2 separate regions of the Homo sapiens genome follow, and region 1 is linked to region 2. A link is an interaction called in ENCODE POLR2A ChIA-PET data of the cell type or tissue named here. Cell type or tissue: GM12878. All regions are shown on one strand. Each heading gives the region's core, and the rest is flanking DNA. Links, peaks and the distances in the headings are about the cores only.

The links. ChIA-PET counts read pairs that join two places held together with the same protein. Peaks named below come from ENCODE experiments on the same cell type or tissue, not always from the same donor. Only the 100,000 strongest peaks of a DNase experiment are listed, where the experiment ranks them.
Region 1: POLR2A ChIA-PET joins it to region 2 with 12 read pairs; 4 of 35 experiments call an interaction of 5 or more read pairs at or near these places.

Annotation. Positions count from the first base shown.
Region 1 is chr6:43,373,274-43,381,609 of GRCh38, forward strand. No RefSeq gene overlaps it. Among named protein-coding and RNA genes, the nearest start is that of ZNF318, 7.8 kb to the left of the region's middle. RefSeq lists an enhancer at 3,408-3,627. In GM12878, for the core only: no CTCF peak of the experiment used is centred there; a DNase peak (open chromatin) is centred at 3,428; H3K4me3 peaks cover 1,428 bases; H3K27ac peaks cover 6,856 bases.
Region 2 is chr6:42,789,194-42,797,529 of GRCh38, forward strand. The region is part of intron 1 of BICRAL (BICRA like chromatin remodeling complex associated protein); the gene reads left to right. It overlaps LOC401261 (a long non-coding RNA gene), which reads left to right. Exons shown (of 2, transcript NR_134654.1): 2 at 1,223-2,130. Among named protein-coding and RNA genes, the nearest start is that of BICRAL, 11 kb to the left of the region's middle. In GM12878, for the core only: no CTCF peak of the experiment used is centred there; no DNase peak of the experiment used is centred there; H3K4me3 peaks cover 319 bases; H3K27ac peaks cover 1,725 bases.

The sequences.
Region 1 (8,336 bases), core at 322-8,321, 580 kb after region 2:
CTCTGCTATGCAAGCACACAGTGAGAAGGCAGTGTCTACAAACCAGGAAGAGAGCACTCACCAGGAACTAAATTGGCTAGCACCTTGGTCTTGGACATTCCAGCCTCTAGAACTGTAAGAAATAAGCACGTGTTGTTGAAGCCACCCAGCCTTACGGTATTTTGTTACAGCAGCTCAAAACAGCTAATACACTCTGAAACGAGATAACCACCTCCCCATGGACCTCATGGGCTTTGAAATGAGTCTAGAATCAAGGGTAGCAGTTAGAGATTTGGCTCCTGTGAGATAATGGAAATGTAAGTGCTCCTCAGGAGGTGGAGGACCTGGGACAGATTTTTAGCTTAAAGCCAAGGACATGCCTGTCCCTACATGCGAGCTGAACAAATTACTGCCAGCCTTCTGCTTGGGGCTAAGTTTCATGGGAATGTGCCATGTGGGTGGGAAGATAAAAATATTGACAGCCTTTAAACAAGAACTGAGCCTAGACACTCCCTGCTCAGTGACTGGAATGGTAATATCCTAATATTACCAATATTACCTATACACCAGTAATAACTAATTAGAAAATACGATTCTGAGGCCAGCTGTGGTGGCTCATGCCTGTTAATGCCAGCACTCTGGGAGGCTGAGGCAGGCAGATCACCTGAGGTCGGGAGTTCGAGACCAGCCTGGTCAACATGGCGAAACCCCATCTCTACTAAAAATAAAAAAATTAGCCAGGCATGGTGGCGGGTGCCTGTAATCCCAGCTACTCAGGAGGCTAAGGCAGGAGAATAGCTTGAACCCGGGAGGCAGAGTTTTCAGTGAGCCGAGATCACACCACTACACTCCAGCCTGGGTGACAAAGGAGACTCTATCTCAAAAAAAAAAGGAAAGAAAGAAAATATGAGTCTGGCCAGGCGCAGTGGTTCACACCTGTAATCCCAACACTGTGGGAGGCCGAGGCAGGCGGATCACTTGAGGTCAGGAGTTCAAGACTAGCCTGGCCAACATAGTGAAACTCTGTCTCTACTAAAAATACAAAAATTAGCTGGGCATGGTAGTCTGGCTACCTTAGCACGCTTGTAGTCCCAGCTACTCAGGAGGCTGAGGCAGGAGAATCGCTTGAATCTGGGAGGCGGAGGTTGCAGTGAGTCGAGATCTTGCCACTGCATTCCAGCCTGGGTGACACAGTGAGACTCCACCTCAAAAAAAGAAAAGAAAATATGATTTTTCTGCTGGACACAGTGGCAGGTACCTATAATCCCAGCTACTCAGGAGACTAAGGCAGGAGTTTTCACCTGAGCCCAGGAGCCCGAGGTTAGCCTGGACAACAAAGCAAGACCCTGTCTCTGGAAAAGGAAGAAGAGAGAAAATATGATTTTCTGTTAAACATGGTGGATTCAATCATGCATGTATCACTATTACATCCATAACCTCTGTCTCAAAAAACAAAAAAAAAAAAGCTCTGGCCAGGCGCAGTGGCTCACGTCTGTAATCCCAGCACTATGAGAGGCTGAGACAGGTGGATCACTTGAGGTCAGGAGTTCGAGACCAGCCTGACCAACATGGTGAAACCCCATCTCTACTAAAAAATACCAAAAAATTGGCCAGGGGTGGTGGTGGGTGCCTGTAATCCCAGCTACTTAGGAGGCTAAGGCAGGAGAATCACTTGAACCCGGGAGGTGGAGATTGCAGTGAGCCGAGATCGTGCCACTGCACTCCAGCCTCAGTGACAGAACAAGATTCCATCTCAAAAAAAAAAAAAAAAAAAAGTGCTCAAAAGAGGATATTCAAATGATTACTAAATATATGAAACCTCAATCGTGAAAATGTAAATTAAAACCATAACAAAATAGCACTTCACACCAACATAGTTAACATTGCAGATATTGGTGAGGGTGTAGAACAAGGGACATTCTTCTACACTGTGTAAATCAGTGCCACCACTCTGGAAAACAGGTTGGCATTTCTACTAAAGTTGAAAATGACTACACAATTTTGTTCCTAAGTATATATCCTACAGAAATGCATACAAGGTATACCAGCAGTTACGTACAAGAACGTTCACAGCAGCTTTCTCTGTAATTGCCAAATACTAAAAAAAGTCCACATATTCTACAACAGTAAAATGAATAAATTTGGGGATGTTTATACAATGGCATACTATTCAGCATTGAAAATTAACAGACTGCTTCACTCAACAACATAAATGAATCTGAAAAACATAATGTTGAGTTAAAGAAAATAGATGCAAAACAATACATTGCATAATTCCATTTATATAGCTTTTTTGTTTTGTTTTGGTTTTGTTTTGAGACAGGGTCTCTCTCTGTCACCCAGTCTAGAGTGATGTGTCCCAATCATGGTTCACTGCAGTCCCAAACTCTTTGACTCAAGGGATCCTCCTGCCTCAACCTCCAAGTAGGTAGGACTACAGGCATGTGTTATCGTACTCGGATAATTTTTTTTCTTTTTTCTTTTTTTTTTTCAAGACAGGGTTAACTATGTTGCCTAGACTGGTGTTGAACTCCTGGCCTCAAGCAGTCCTCCTGCCTCAGCCTCCCAAAGTGCTGGGATTACCACCATACCCGGCTAAATTGTCAAAACTAAACTACAGTGGATAGGAGTGCATTCTTAGTGGTAAACCACTATAAAGAAAATGAAGCTAAAAACCATAAAAATCAGCATGGTGGTCACCCTGAGGATGGAAGAGAGGGCATTGTAATTAGACAGAACAATGGGAGGAGCTTCTGGGGTATTGAGCTCGTTCCATATATTAATCTGGGTGGTTGTTTTTCCACAGATACTAGCTTTTTAATAATTCAGTTAGCTGTACATTTATTTATTTATTTATTTATTTATTTATTTATTTATTTAGAGATGGAGTCTTGCTCTGTAGCTCAGGCTGGAGTGCAATGGTACGATCTCGGCTCACTGCAGCCTCTGCCTCCTGGGTTCAAGTGCTTCTCCTGCCTCACCCTCCTGAGTAGCTGGGATTACAGGCATGTGCCACCACACCTGGCTAATTTTTGTAGTTTTAGTAGAGACAGGGTTTCACCATGTTGGCCAGGCTGGTCTTGAACTCCTGACCTCAGGTCATCCGCCCACCTCGGCCTCCCAAAGTGCTAGGATTGCAGGCGTGAGCCACCACACCCATTCTGTACATTTATTTTTATATACTTTTATGTATACATGTAATTTTTCACAATTAAAAGAGCTAGAGACAGAAGACAAACCTGTATCCTAAGAAATGTGAAGCTTGAATAGCACTATCTGTGTGCTAACAAGCAATTTGTTTCTCAGATATGCTAGTCAGCCACCAAAATGGCCCCTAATGATCCCTGTCTCTTGGTATTCACTCCCTGGTATGGGCTCCTCCCATATTGTACAAAGGTTGGTCTGTGTGACCAATAGAATATGACAGAGGTGATATGTATCATGTCCAAGATTAGGTTATTAAAGCCATTGTGGCTTCCATTTTGAGCACACTTTCTCTCTCTGGGATCATATGATTTTGGGGGAAAACACCTGCCATGTTGAGCAACCCTATGGAAAACCCCATGTAGTGAGAAACTGAGGTCTCCTGACAACAGAAGCAAGGAATTGAGGCCTCCAGGCAACAGCCATGTGGGTGAGTCATCTCACAAGCAGATACTCAAGTATATCAAGCCTTCAGATGACTGCGGCCCAAGCCAATATCTTGAGTGCATCTTCTTGAGAGACCCTGAGCCAGGACCATCTAGCAAATCACTTCCATAGTCCTCATCCTCAGAAACTGTGAGATAAAAGTGCTTGTTTTAGGCTGCCAACCTGGGAGTAATTTGCTATGCAGATAGCTAATACACAACCCTAGAGAATAAAAATTGCTTTTGGTATAGCCCCTACCTTTATTCTATGAGGCACTAATAACCCTTTTTAACCTTGAATTTGGAGAAACCCTGAATGCAGGCAGTTAATTCATATGTGGATGTTTCACATCCAAATGCTTTTTGTCTGGTCCCCCAGATCACCATGGTTTCTATTTTATAACTAGTACATACTATATACTAATATATAGTATTATATTACTATAATAATATGGTATTATAATCATAATACCGTAATCACACAAAACACGAATGTACATCTTACCAGCTTATTAAAAAACAAATAAATACTGGCCAGGCACAATGGCTCATGCCTTTAATCCCAACACTTTGGGAGGCCGAAGTAGGGGGATCGCTTCAGCTCAGGAGTTCGAGACCAGCCTGGGCAATATAACAAAACTCCATCTGTACTAAACAACAACAACAACAAAATAGCCAGGTGTGGTGGTGCATGCCTGTAGTCATAGCTACTTGGGAGGCTGAGGCAGGAGGATCACTTGAGCCCAGGAGTTCAAGGCTGCAGCAAGCTATGATAGCACCACTACACTACAGCCTGGGCAAGAGTGAGACCCTGTCTCAAAAAAAAAAATAACAAAATAAAAATAAATAAAATGAAATAAAAATAAATCTAACAGCAATATTATGGAAATGTTCAAGGTTTTGAAGGAAAGGTCCTGGGTGATCTGAGACATGTATTAAGATCTGCCATGGTCAGAGAGATTAGGCAGGACTTCCCTGAGAAGCGGTATTTGAGCTGAGATCTGAAAATAAGTAGGAGGTAGTAGAGCATAAAGCCTGGTAGGCAGAGGGACACCTAATCTAGTACTTCCTAACAGTTACCCTTTTCACTGTCCTTGTCCTCTGTTTACACCAGCCACTTACCCAGTCCCCACCTGTTCTCATCCCAGGGTAGACAGGAATCACTTCTTGACATACCTGTAAACATTACTGGTGTAAGGTTTAGAAAGCTGAGCTGTACACAAAGCCCTGTGGCAGGAGAAACCCTGGTGATCTGATTGACCAGACAGAAGGCCAGTGTGACCAGAGGGCAGAAAGAAAGGAGAATAGTGAGAAATGAAGCTGAAGAGGTATGCAGAGGTTGACCACGTCCAGCATATTAAACATTATAAACATTAATCTGCGTGCATGCCTGTGTGCACACTATACTTGACCAAACTGTTTAGCCCTGTTGGAATTTTTTTTGTTTTAATAGGTTGTAGCTCACTGCAGCCTTGAACTCCTGGACTCAAGCAATCCTCCCACCTCAGCTTCCTGAGTAGCTGGGACTACAGGCATGCATCACCACACCCAGCTAATTTTTTTATTTTTTGTAGAGACAGAGTTTTGCCTTGTGGTCCAGGCTGGTTATTTTTAAATTTTTATTTATCTATTTTTGAGACAGGATCTCACTCTGTTGCCCAGGCTGGAGTGCAGTAGTGCGATCTCAGCTCACTGCAGCCTCTACCTCCTGGGTTCAAGCAATCCTCCCACCCTCAGACTCCCAAGTAGCTGGGACTACAGGCATATGCCACCATGCCTGGCTAATTTAAAATTTTTTTTGTACAGACAGGGTATCCCTATATTGCCCAGGCTGGTGTCAAACTCCTGGGCTCCAGCTATCTGCCTGCTTCAGCTTCACAAAGTGCTAGGATTGCAGGTGTGGGCCACCGAGCCTGGCCCAGGCTGGTTATCCTTTAAGTCCAAGATTAATGAGGTGTAACTGGCTCAGATGATGTGATTGCTGGTACCTATCCAAACAAACTCCAGCTTCATGTAGGAAACATTTGGCCAGAAGAGGGACAGTGAGCCCTCCAGAAAGACAGATGTGATGCTCAACTCACTCAAGAGTTCTCGTCTAGAATTGTGGTCCATTGTTTGTAGATAATGGGCAAAGTGGGTCACGCCTATAATTCCAGCACTTTGGGAGGCCAAGATGTGAGGATCACTTGAGTCCAGGAGTTTGAGACCAGTCTGGGCAACATAGCAAGACTCCATCTCTACAAAAAATGCAAAAATTAGCCAGGTGTGGTGGCTTGTATGTGTGTAAATCAAATTAATTACTTTGGGGAGGTTCTAAAATTATGAGTGATTAGTTTCTCTTGCTTTGAAATAAACTTAGGCCTAGAGTATAACTTTACTTAGAATTAAGGTGTTTGGGCCAGGTGTGGTAACTCACACCTATAATCCTAGGGCTATGAGAGGCCAAGGCAAAAGGATTGCTAGAGGCCAGAGGCCTGGGCAACATAGTGAAACCCTGTGTCTACAAAAGTAAAAATAAAAAAAATTAGCCAGTCATAGTTGCTCAGTCCTGCAGTCCCAGCTACTGGGGAGGATTGCTTGAGCCCAGGAATTTGAGGCTGCAGTTAGCTATGATTGTGCCACTGCACTTCAGCTTGGCCAACAGAGCAAAACTCTGTCTCTAAAAAATAAAAATAAATAAATAAAGGAATGGGAGAAAAGATGAGAAGAGAATGTAAATGGGATGATGACAACATTTTGGAAGCCAGAAAACAGATGGTGTTAGGTAACTAACAACAAAGCAGAAAAAGCTGAAACTTAGGCATGCAGGTGGGTAACCCAGAAGGAACCAAAATGGTTCATACACAGAACTCTGACCCTCTTAGACACCCCAGAGACTTTTGAAGGTGGGTTTGGGTGTGGTGCTGAAATGTAGAATTGGGTTGAAAGTTGGTACGAGGAGCAGTTGGATTCTTCAGTCTCTTCATCTAGCCCATGAAGCAGATGACTGCCCCTTCCCTCCCTTGGTGGAAGAACAGATTTCATGTTTAGTACTATATCAGTACTATCACTCGCCAAAAGAAAAAAAGGCACTGAAATGTATCTGAATTGTTTAAAACCCTAATAATTGTAGCTGTCAGGCACTCTGTTAGGTTCTAGTCCATAAAGATGAATAAAACATGGTCCTTATCTTTGAGAAACTCACAGGTTTTTTTAAACGTAGCTTTCAAGATACCAATAAAAACAAAAGCATATCATGAGGCATTGCATCCCTCTGTACAATGTCATAGACAGGAGTTCTGTATATGGAGACTTCTTTGAGGACTGGGTGGCCAAAAAAGGCTACCCTCCTTTGTGTAAAAGTTACATTTTGATGTTCTTGGTGATTCTCAAGGCAGTAAGGAGCCAATTTGGCTTGAATGCTGGTTTTTAGAAGGGAATAGGCAAAGATGCATTTGGAAAGGTAACTTGGCATTAATCTGGTAAGAAACATGGATTTCAGAGTAAGGTGTCCAGATTTTACCCTGTCATTGGAGATTTTTGCATAGGATGACAGAATAAAGTGATCTACCCTTTCTGTGTTTTAGGAAGAAGAAAATGACAGGTGCTAAGAGAGAGAGGAAAGGGTAAGACGGGCTGGGACCCTGTATCAGTCAGGGTTTCCAGCTGCAAGAAAGAAAAATGAATTCTTGCTAACAAAAGCAGAAAATAAAGTGGTTGAAATTAAACTGTGCAGTTCACAGTATTGATGGGAAATCTATAAAGAACAAGGCTCAGAAAATCCCTCCTACTGCCTGTTATCCACATATATCCTTCTTCCCATACTTAACTCTTCCAAAAAAAAATTTTCCTGTCCAGCACGCTTTGGACATCCCTTATACAAATGAAAATCACTTACTGCCTCCCTCAAAATAGCCTCAGATTTTAGCAGTCACTACATCCAGTTCCAAGCCCAGGGAGTCTTGTTGATGCCTATTCCTAGTTCTGCCCAGTCTTGTCTTGATATCTTTGTAGATTAGCTTGTAATGTTATCAATCACCAACACATATTTTTTTTTTTTTTTTTGAGATGGAATTTTGCTCTGTCACCCAGGCTGGAGTGTAGTGGCTCAATCTCAGCTCACTGCAACCTCTACCTCCCAGGTGGAAGCAATTCTTATGCCTCAGCCTCATGAGTGGCTGGGACCACAGGCACGCACCACCACGCTTGGCTAATTTTTGTATTTTTTTTTTTTAGTAGAAACGGGGTTTCACCATGTTGGCTGGGCTGGTCTCGAGCGCCTGACCTCAAGTGATCTGCCCGCCTCGGCCTCCCAAAGTTCTGGGATTACAGGCATGAGCCACCGTGCCCGGCCAACACATCATTTACTAAAAAAAAAAAGAGAGAGAGAGAAAAAAGAGAAATCAGTTAAGATATATGAATATATTTAGGAAAAATCAAGGAAAGAAATATGGAAAGAGGCTACCATTCTCATTTCCACAACTAATCAGAAGGCTGTGGGTATTTATGACTTCTGTCCTCTCTACTAGTTCTGTGGTCTCTTTGCCTTTAGGCAGAACCTCAGCTGGTCAGTATATGACCCAAATCTCATTTCTGAGAGATCCAAGCTTTTGGTGGTCCTGCCTGTTCAAGGGGTTAAAGATGTCTTTCATTAACTTTTAGTTCTGATCATGGTTTCATGAGGATGCACCCCAGGGGATCCCCTCTGTACCATCAATATGCCTCTTGACCCCAGTGTGTAACTACAAT
Region 2 (8,336 bases), core at 273-8,272:
TTGGTTTCACAGCAATGTGAATGTATGTAATGCCACTCAACCAAACACTTTTAAATATTTAAAATTCAGTAACTCTATAGAGAAATAAAGGGTTTTCCCAATCCTGGAAAAAAATGGTTAAAATTGTAAATCTTACATATATTTTACCATAGTAAAAAATGAATTAGGCTGGGCCCATGGCTCACACCTACAATCCCAGCACTTTGGGAGGCTGAGGCAGGCAAATCGTTTGAGGCCAGGAGTTCAAAACCAGCCTGGCCAACATGGCAAAACTCATCTCTACTAAAAATACAAAGAAAATAGCCAGGCATGGTGGCACACACCTGTAATCCCAGCTACTCAGGAGGCTGAGGCATGAGAATTGCTTGAACCTGGAAGGCAGACATTGGAGTGAGCTGAGATCTTCCCACTGCACTCCAGCCTGGGTGACATAGCTAGACTGTCTCAAAAAAAAAAAAAAAAAGAATGAACACTTAAATATTTGTGGCAGATAGAGGTGTTATTTGCATATGGAAGAAAATTGCTTTAGAAATGAAATTTCAGATTACTGAAACTAAAGAGAAAGTATCTCTTCTTATCATGGTACCAAGCTTGAGGGTGCATAAGTCACCTATAGACGTAGAGATTGTAGTATAGGACCTGGGAATATTACATTATTTGCTCCCATGTTTACTGTTTTGTTCTAAGCCTTTAGCACAGCATTCAAAACAAGTTGAGCACTCAGTAAACATTTGCTGACTCAGTACTTGGAGAACCTAGGTAGAGTAGAATGATGGGAATCAAAAGGAAAACAGTATTCTGTTAGAGATCAGCAATATCTTACACTAGTAGAGGGATCTGTGAGAAAAAGAATCAAGACCATTGAATGTGTGGCGGCTTATAGCATTTGACATTCTGATCTGTGCACGTGATGAGAAAAAAAGTCTGATTACAGAACAGGGAAGGAGAGAAATAAGCATTGAGTTTCATTTTTTGTTTGTTTTTGAGACAGGTTCTCACTGTTACCCAGCCTGGAGTGCAGTGGTACAATTGTAGCTCACTGCAGCCTGGACCTCCTGGGATCAAGGGATTCCCCCAACCTCAGCCTCCCAAGTAGCTGGGACTATAGAAATGCAACACCATGCCCAGATAATTTAATTTTTTTTTTTTTTTTTTTTTTTTTGTAGAGACAGGGGTTTCTCTTTGTCACCCAGGCTGGCCTCAAACTCCTGGGCTCAAGCAGTCTTCCCACCTTTCCCTCCCAAAGTGCTGGGATTACAGGCGTGAGCCACTGCATCCTGCCGAGAAAATCATTTTTTATTTAAATAATGTCAAATGGAAGTATGTAGCACCCCCCCCCCACCTTCTTTTCCCCTTTCTTTCCTCTTTGAGTCTGCTGTCATTCCCTTTTTCATGAGTTTTCTCTGCTCCCCAAATAGGCTAAACAATAACCGTAAAGTGAGATTAGAGAAAATAAGAATGGAGTAGATGATGGAATTCAAAATAGCTGTCTACATTCTTCACTGAGAAAGATAGCTTTGAGTTAAAGGTGAGAGGAGCAAATCTGGGGAAAAACGGGTGAAACGGCATGATTTAAGTAGCATACCAGATGCGTTTCTGCATGGCATGGCTCTTGCTTGATGAATAATGTTCTGTATAGTAGAAGAGGAAAATACAGTGAGTGAAGGAGCTGGCAGAAGGTGGGCTGGGGGAGTTGGGGAAGAGTGAAATGAGTATGGAGAGGTGAGAGAGCTGACTGCAAAGGCATGTGGGGTGTGGATTTTAAAAGGAAAGCCCTGAGGTGGAAATCACTAACATGGTGCCTGGCTACAAGCAGAGGGAGCTCAGGACTTGACTGTGCTGGGGGTGGCCTGCCCTTTTGTAGTGCAGTTGAGGAGAGCTCAGGGGCTGTCAGAATGCTGTGTGGGAAGGTGGAGGATGAAAGAGGACCTGGGAGCAGCAACTTTGTTCTGGTTTGTTGTTTTCTCTTCCCTACCTCGTATGTACTCCCACTCAGGAAAAGATCCTGAGACCTCTCTGTACCAGATCCTCTTATACCCAGGTTCTCCTTAATCCCAATCAACTTTAATCTATAAAGTTACGATTTGTTTACTTATAAATTTATTTTTAATAAAGTTGTGAAACCGAACATGTTCTGTTTTTGTGGGTTATTTGGCTCTCTTATCTTGCAAACACATTAAACACTTAACATTACTTAAAATTAAAGCCCTGAGTCTGAGAATGTGAGAGAATAAGATATGAAAGATATTGCCTTTCTAGAAATGGTTTATTTCAGTTGAACCCAAATCCAGGACACTTTTTTTCATTAGGAGTTGAACTTTGTGTCCTGGCCTGAAATGGAAACATTTTCACAGGGAAGAAAATGAGGGGGAAAAGAAATAATATTTGTTAAACCTTCACCTTGTTTGAGACCCTGATGGGTTCTAATGGGTTTGGTTTTTGTTTTTGTTTTTTGAGATGAGAACTCACTATGTTGCACAGGCGTGTCTCAAACTCCTGGGCTCAAGCGGTCTTCTCACCTCGGCCTCCCAAAGTGCTAGGACTATAGGTGTGAACCACTGCACCTGGCCTCTGATGGGTTTTTAGTAAATACAGTCATGTGTCATTTAATCACAGGGATAGGTTCTGATGAATGCATCGTTAGGTGATTTCATTGTGTACAAACACCATAGAGTGCTCTTACGCAAACCAATATGGTATAACCTACCACACACCTAGGCTATATGATATAGCCTATTCCTCCTGTATTGTAAACCTGTACAGCATGTGACTGTACCTGGATACTGTAGGTAACTGTAACTGTATTTGTGTATCAACATATCTAAACATGGTACAGTAAAAATATGATACAAAAGAAAAAAATGGTGCACCTGTATAGGGCAGTTACCATGAATGAAGCTTGGAGGACTGGAAGTTGGTCTGGGTGAGTCAGTGAGTGGTGAAAGAATGTGAAGGCCTAGGACACTGTGCACTACTGTGAACTTAATAAACACCATACACTTAGGCTACATTAAGCTTATAAAATATTTTTCCTTCCTCAATAATAAGCTTAGCTTACTGTAACTTTTTTTCTTATGAACATTTTTGGTTTTTTTCTGAGACAGTATCTTGGTCACCCAGGGTTGAAGTCCAGTGGCGTGATCATAGCTGCAGCCTCCATCTCGTGGGTTCAAGCAGCCCTCTCACCTCAGCCTCTACTGAGTAGCTGGGATTACATGCATGTACCACCATGCCCAGCTAATTTTTTTTTTTTTTTAAATGTAGAGATGAGTTCTTGCTATGTTGCCCAAGCTGGTCTCAAACTCCTGGCCTCAAGCAGTCCTCCTGCCTCAGCCTCCCACAGTGTTGGGATTACAGGTGTAAGCCACTCCGCTTGGCCTAGATTTCATTTAACCCTGAGACTTTTTAGAAGTGCAAATAAGTATATTTAGAAATTGATGCTGAGTGTGGTGGCTTATGCTTGTAATCCCGCACTTTGGGAGGCCGAAGTAGGTGAATCACTTGAGGTCAGGAATTTGAGACCAGCCTGGCCAACATGAAGAAACCCCATCTCTACTAAAAATACAAAAATTAGCCAGGTGTGGTGGCAGGTACCTGTAATCCCAGCTATTCTGGAGGCTGAGGCACAAGAATTGTTTGAATCTGGGAGGCGGAGGTTGCAGTGAGCCAAAATCGTGCCACTGCACTCCAGACTGGGCGACGAGAGTGAAACTCTGTCACAAAGAAAAAGAAAAAAAGGAGAAAGAAATTGGCTGGCTGGTTTATTTTATTTATTTTTTGAGATGGAATCTCACTCTGTTGCCCAGGCTGGAGTGCAGTGGCACAATCTCAGCTCACTGCAAACTCCACCTCCCGGGTTTAAGTGATTCTTGTGCCTCAGCCTCCCCAGTAGCTAGGATTTACAAGCGCATGCCACCATGCCCAGCTAATTTTTTTTTTTTTTTTTTTTTTTTTTTTTTTTTTTTTTTGAGACAGAGTCTCGCTCTGTTACCCAGACTGGAGTGCATTGGCGTGATCTCAGCTCACTGCAAGCTCTGCCTCCCAGGTCCATGCCATTCTCCTGCCTCAGCCTCCCGAGTAGCTGGGATTACAGACCCAGCTAATTTTTTTTTTTTTTTTTTTTTTTTTTTTTGTATTTTTAGTAGAGACGGGGTTTCACTGTGTTAGCCAGGATGGTCTCAATCTCCTGACCTCATGATCCACCCGCCTCGGCCTCCCAAAGTGCTGGGATTACAGGTGTGAGCCACCATGCCTGGCTGCTAATTTTTGTATTTTTAGTAGAGATGGGGTTTCACCAGTTGGCTAGTCTGGTCTCCAACTCCTAACTTCAAGTGATCCACCAGCCTTGGCCTCCCAAAGTGCTGGGATTACAGGCGTGAGCCACCGCGCCTGACCAGGTTGGTTTATTCTTATTTTCCATTTGTATTGTGATTCTCCAAATCTGTGAGAGTTTTAGGATGGAGAAATCTGTGAAAGTCAACCCCTTTTCTCTAGGTGTAATCACACAACATGAAGGTTTACAACTGGGATGTTTTTGGCGCTACTTCTATGCGTAGGCCTCAAGATGACTTTTTTTTTTTTTTTTTTTTTTTTGAGACAGGGTCTTGCTCTGTTGCCCGGGCTGGAGTACAGTGGCCCCATCTCAGCTCACTGAAGCTTCACTAGTAGCTGGGACTACAGGTGCACACCATCATGCCTGGATAATTTTTGTATTTTTGTAGAGACAGGGTTTCCCCATGTTGTCCAGGCTTGTCTCGAACTCCTGGACAAGATGACATTTTTATTTTTATTTTTATTTTTATTTTTATTTTTATTTTTAAAATGTAAAACTATGTTACTTGTTTATAAATCAGATTAAAAGAAAAAATTTGAGACAGGGGCTCGCTGTGTTGCCCAAGCTGGTCTTGAACTCCTGAGCTACAGTCATCTTCCTGCCTCAGCCTCCCAGATAGCACGGATTACAGGCATGAGCCACCGCTCCTAGCTACTATAAATCTGACTTTATATGTCACATGATGTACCTAGAATTTATTTTTTTACAGCATGTGTGATAGAGATAAAGCAATCTGACAGTTAATTTCAAAAGAGAATAATACAAAGAAAAATGACATTTGGGTAACCATGTTGTTTAAAAAAAAGGCTCAAGTGCTTTAACTTAGAAATGCAGAACATATTCTGTTACATAAAATACTTAATGCCGGACAAAATTCACTTACTCTGTGTGTGTGTGTGTGTGTGTGTGTGTGTGTGTGTGTGTGTGTTTGGCTATGTACCCATGACCTTGAACTCCTGGAGTCAAGTAATCCTCCTGCTTCCCCTGCCAAGTAGTTGAGACTACAGGTGTACTCCACCATGCCTGGCTCTATTTTATATATTTTATAAGTACTAATATATTATTCTCTGTTCTTTTTTCATTTGAATTGTCAAGTTTTAAGGCTAAGCTAGACATATCAATTAAGAACTTACTGTAAGTGGCTGGGCACAGTGGCTCACGCCTGTACTCCTAGCAGTTTGCGAGGCTGAGGCGGGCGGATCACTTGAGGCCAGGAGTTCGAGACCAGCCTGGCCAACATGGTGAAACCCCCTCTCTACTAAAAATACAAAAAAAAAAAAAAAAAATAGCCGGGCGTGGTGGCGGGCACCTGTAATCGCAGCTATTCGGGAGGCTGAGACAGGAGGATTGCTTGAACCCGGGAGGCGGAGGTTACAGTGAGCCAAGATCACGCCATTGCAATCCAGCCTGGGCAACAAGAGCAAAACGCCATCTCAAAAAAAAAAAAGAAACTTACCATAAGTCATGCAAGAGTCTATTTACTGATCTCTCCACCAATACTCACAAAGAGAATTACGCATGAACGACAGTCAAGGTAACTGAAAAGATCTACATCTATTGTTAGAAAGTTGTCTAACTTGTTTTCCAAAACTTTCTGCTATTAGATTTAAAAACGTGACAAAAAGTCGGGTGCGGTGGCTCACACCTGTAATCCCAGCACTTTGGGAGGCCAAGACTGGTGGATCACCTGGGTTAGGAGTTCAAGACCAGCCTGGCCAACATGGCGAGACCCCGTCTCTACTAAAAATATAAAAATTAGCTGGGCATAATGGTGCACGCCTGCAATCCCAGCTACTCAGGAGGCTGAGGCACAAGAATTGCTTGAACCTGGGAGGTGGAGGTTGCAGTGTGCCGAGATCGTGCCACTGCACTCCAGCCTGGGCAACAGAGAGCAAGACTCTGTCTCAAATAAATAAATAAATATCTATAAATAAAATGTGACATAAAACCTATTTCACATTGTTTTATTTCTGTCATATATTACCTAAATTCCCAAGATATAATTATTATTTAATAGATGTTCTATGTTTCAAATTACCTTACTATCAAAAATTACCTTGAGCTTGACTCTCAAGCATATCTTTAGGACATAAGAGGCTGTGAAAGTCACAGAATAAATATTTTCAGAGCATGATGTGGATTTTGTATAATGTATATGCACCTTTAAAATATGTTCCATTCTTTTAAGATTAACTTTTAAAATTAAATGTTCTAATATTTTTCTTACATCATATTGCTTTCTAGAATGTTTCTTTTCTAAGCGGAATGTCTTGTTTTGAAAATTATTACCATAACTATCTACTCTGAAATAAAAAGGCACTGCAGTGATATTTCATCATCAAATATTTATTAAATGCTAAATTGGTGTAAAGCATTTGGAGGGCACAGGAACACATAATCTAGGCAGTTGGATCATATGTACACACATAAAACTACACAACAGTGTATGGTAAGTGCCAAATGATTAGTACAAGCAAGAGCAAAGGAGAGAGAACCTTTGACTGAGGTGGTGTGAGAGCATCTATTCATTTATCCATTCAGCAAATATTATTGAGCACATAATGTGTGCCAGGTGCCATTCTAGGCTCCCAGGATGCTGCAGTGAGCAAAAGACCAAAGCCCTGTTCTCTTGGGAAAGACAGACAATAAACCTAAGTAGACTTTGTAGTATGTTATGGGGTAAACATATAGAAAGATAGGAAGACGGGGAGTGCTGGGGTGTGGGAAGATTGTCTGGTAGGTCATGATTGTCTTTGAGCAGAGTCTTGAATAAGCCTTAAGCCTGAGGATATCTGGAGGAAGGGCATTCCAGGCAGACAGCAGCCAGTGCAAAGGGCCTAAGATATGAGCATGCATTTTGAGTTCTGGGCGTGGCAAGGTAGCAAGGGCTAGAATCAAAAGGGATCAGAGAGGCTGGGGAGCAGAGCAGTTGTGTAGAACATTACGGGTGTTCACAGTCGAGCACATAAAAGAATTTTGGTTTTTACATGGGAGGAAATGAAGGTTCATTGGAGAGTTTTGATTTCTGTTTTAAAAGGGTCACTTCTGGAATTTGGGTTGAGAATAGATTCTAGACTATAAAAGAGCAAAAGCAGAGACAGCCAGTGGGAGATGATGATGGCTTGGACCAGAGAGATGGTAGTGGAGGTGGTACATGTTGGATTCTGGATGTTTTTTTGAAGGTATAGCCAGTGGGATTTCCTGACATATGCGATGTGGGTATAGGATAATGAGCTGTCGGCCGGGTGCAGTGCTCACACCTGTAATCCCAGCACTTTGGGAGGCCAAGGCGGGTGGATCACCTGAGGTCAGGAGTTCGAGACCAGCCTGACCAACATGGAGAACCCCATCCCTACTAAAAGCACAAAATTAGCCAGGTATGGTGGCGCATGCCTGTAATCCCAGCTACTTGGAAGACTGAGGCAGGAGAATCACTTGAACCCGGGAGGCAGAGGTTGCGTGAGCTGAAATCGTGCCATTGCACTCCAGCCTGGGCAACAAGAGCGAAACTCTGTCTCAAAAAAAAAAAAAAAAAAAAAGCTGTTAAGGGTTACATGTAGGAAATGGAATTTGAACTGGAGCCTAAAGGAAAAGGAAGATTTTGTTGACCAGGAAAAGATACATAAGCAGAACTTATGTATAAGATACATAAGGAAAAGATACATAAGCAGAACTTATGTATAACTTATAAGAGGAACTTAGGTGGAAAAGAACCAATTTAGGTTGGGATTTTATAAGAGAGGCGGACAGTAAGGAGACTTCTTTGGATGAAGTGAGAAGTGGAAGGCTGGGAAGGGACCTTGCGATCAGTTTGTGAAATGCAGTAAATGTAAGGCCAAAGTATTTGAATTTTCTTTTATACGTTAAAATCCTAAAGGTTTTCAAGCAAGGAGTGATTTGACTTAAAAAGGAAAAAAAAAAGTTATAGTCAATAACAGCTTTGGAATCAGACCGATCTGAGTTCTAGCATCTTGCTGTAGGTAATGCCTTGAGTGAGTAACTT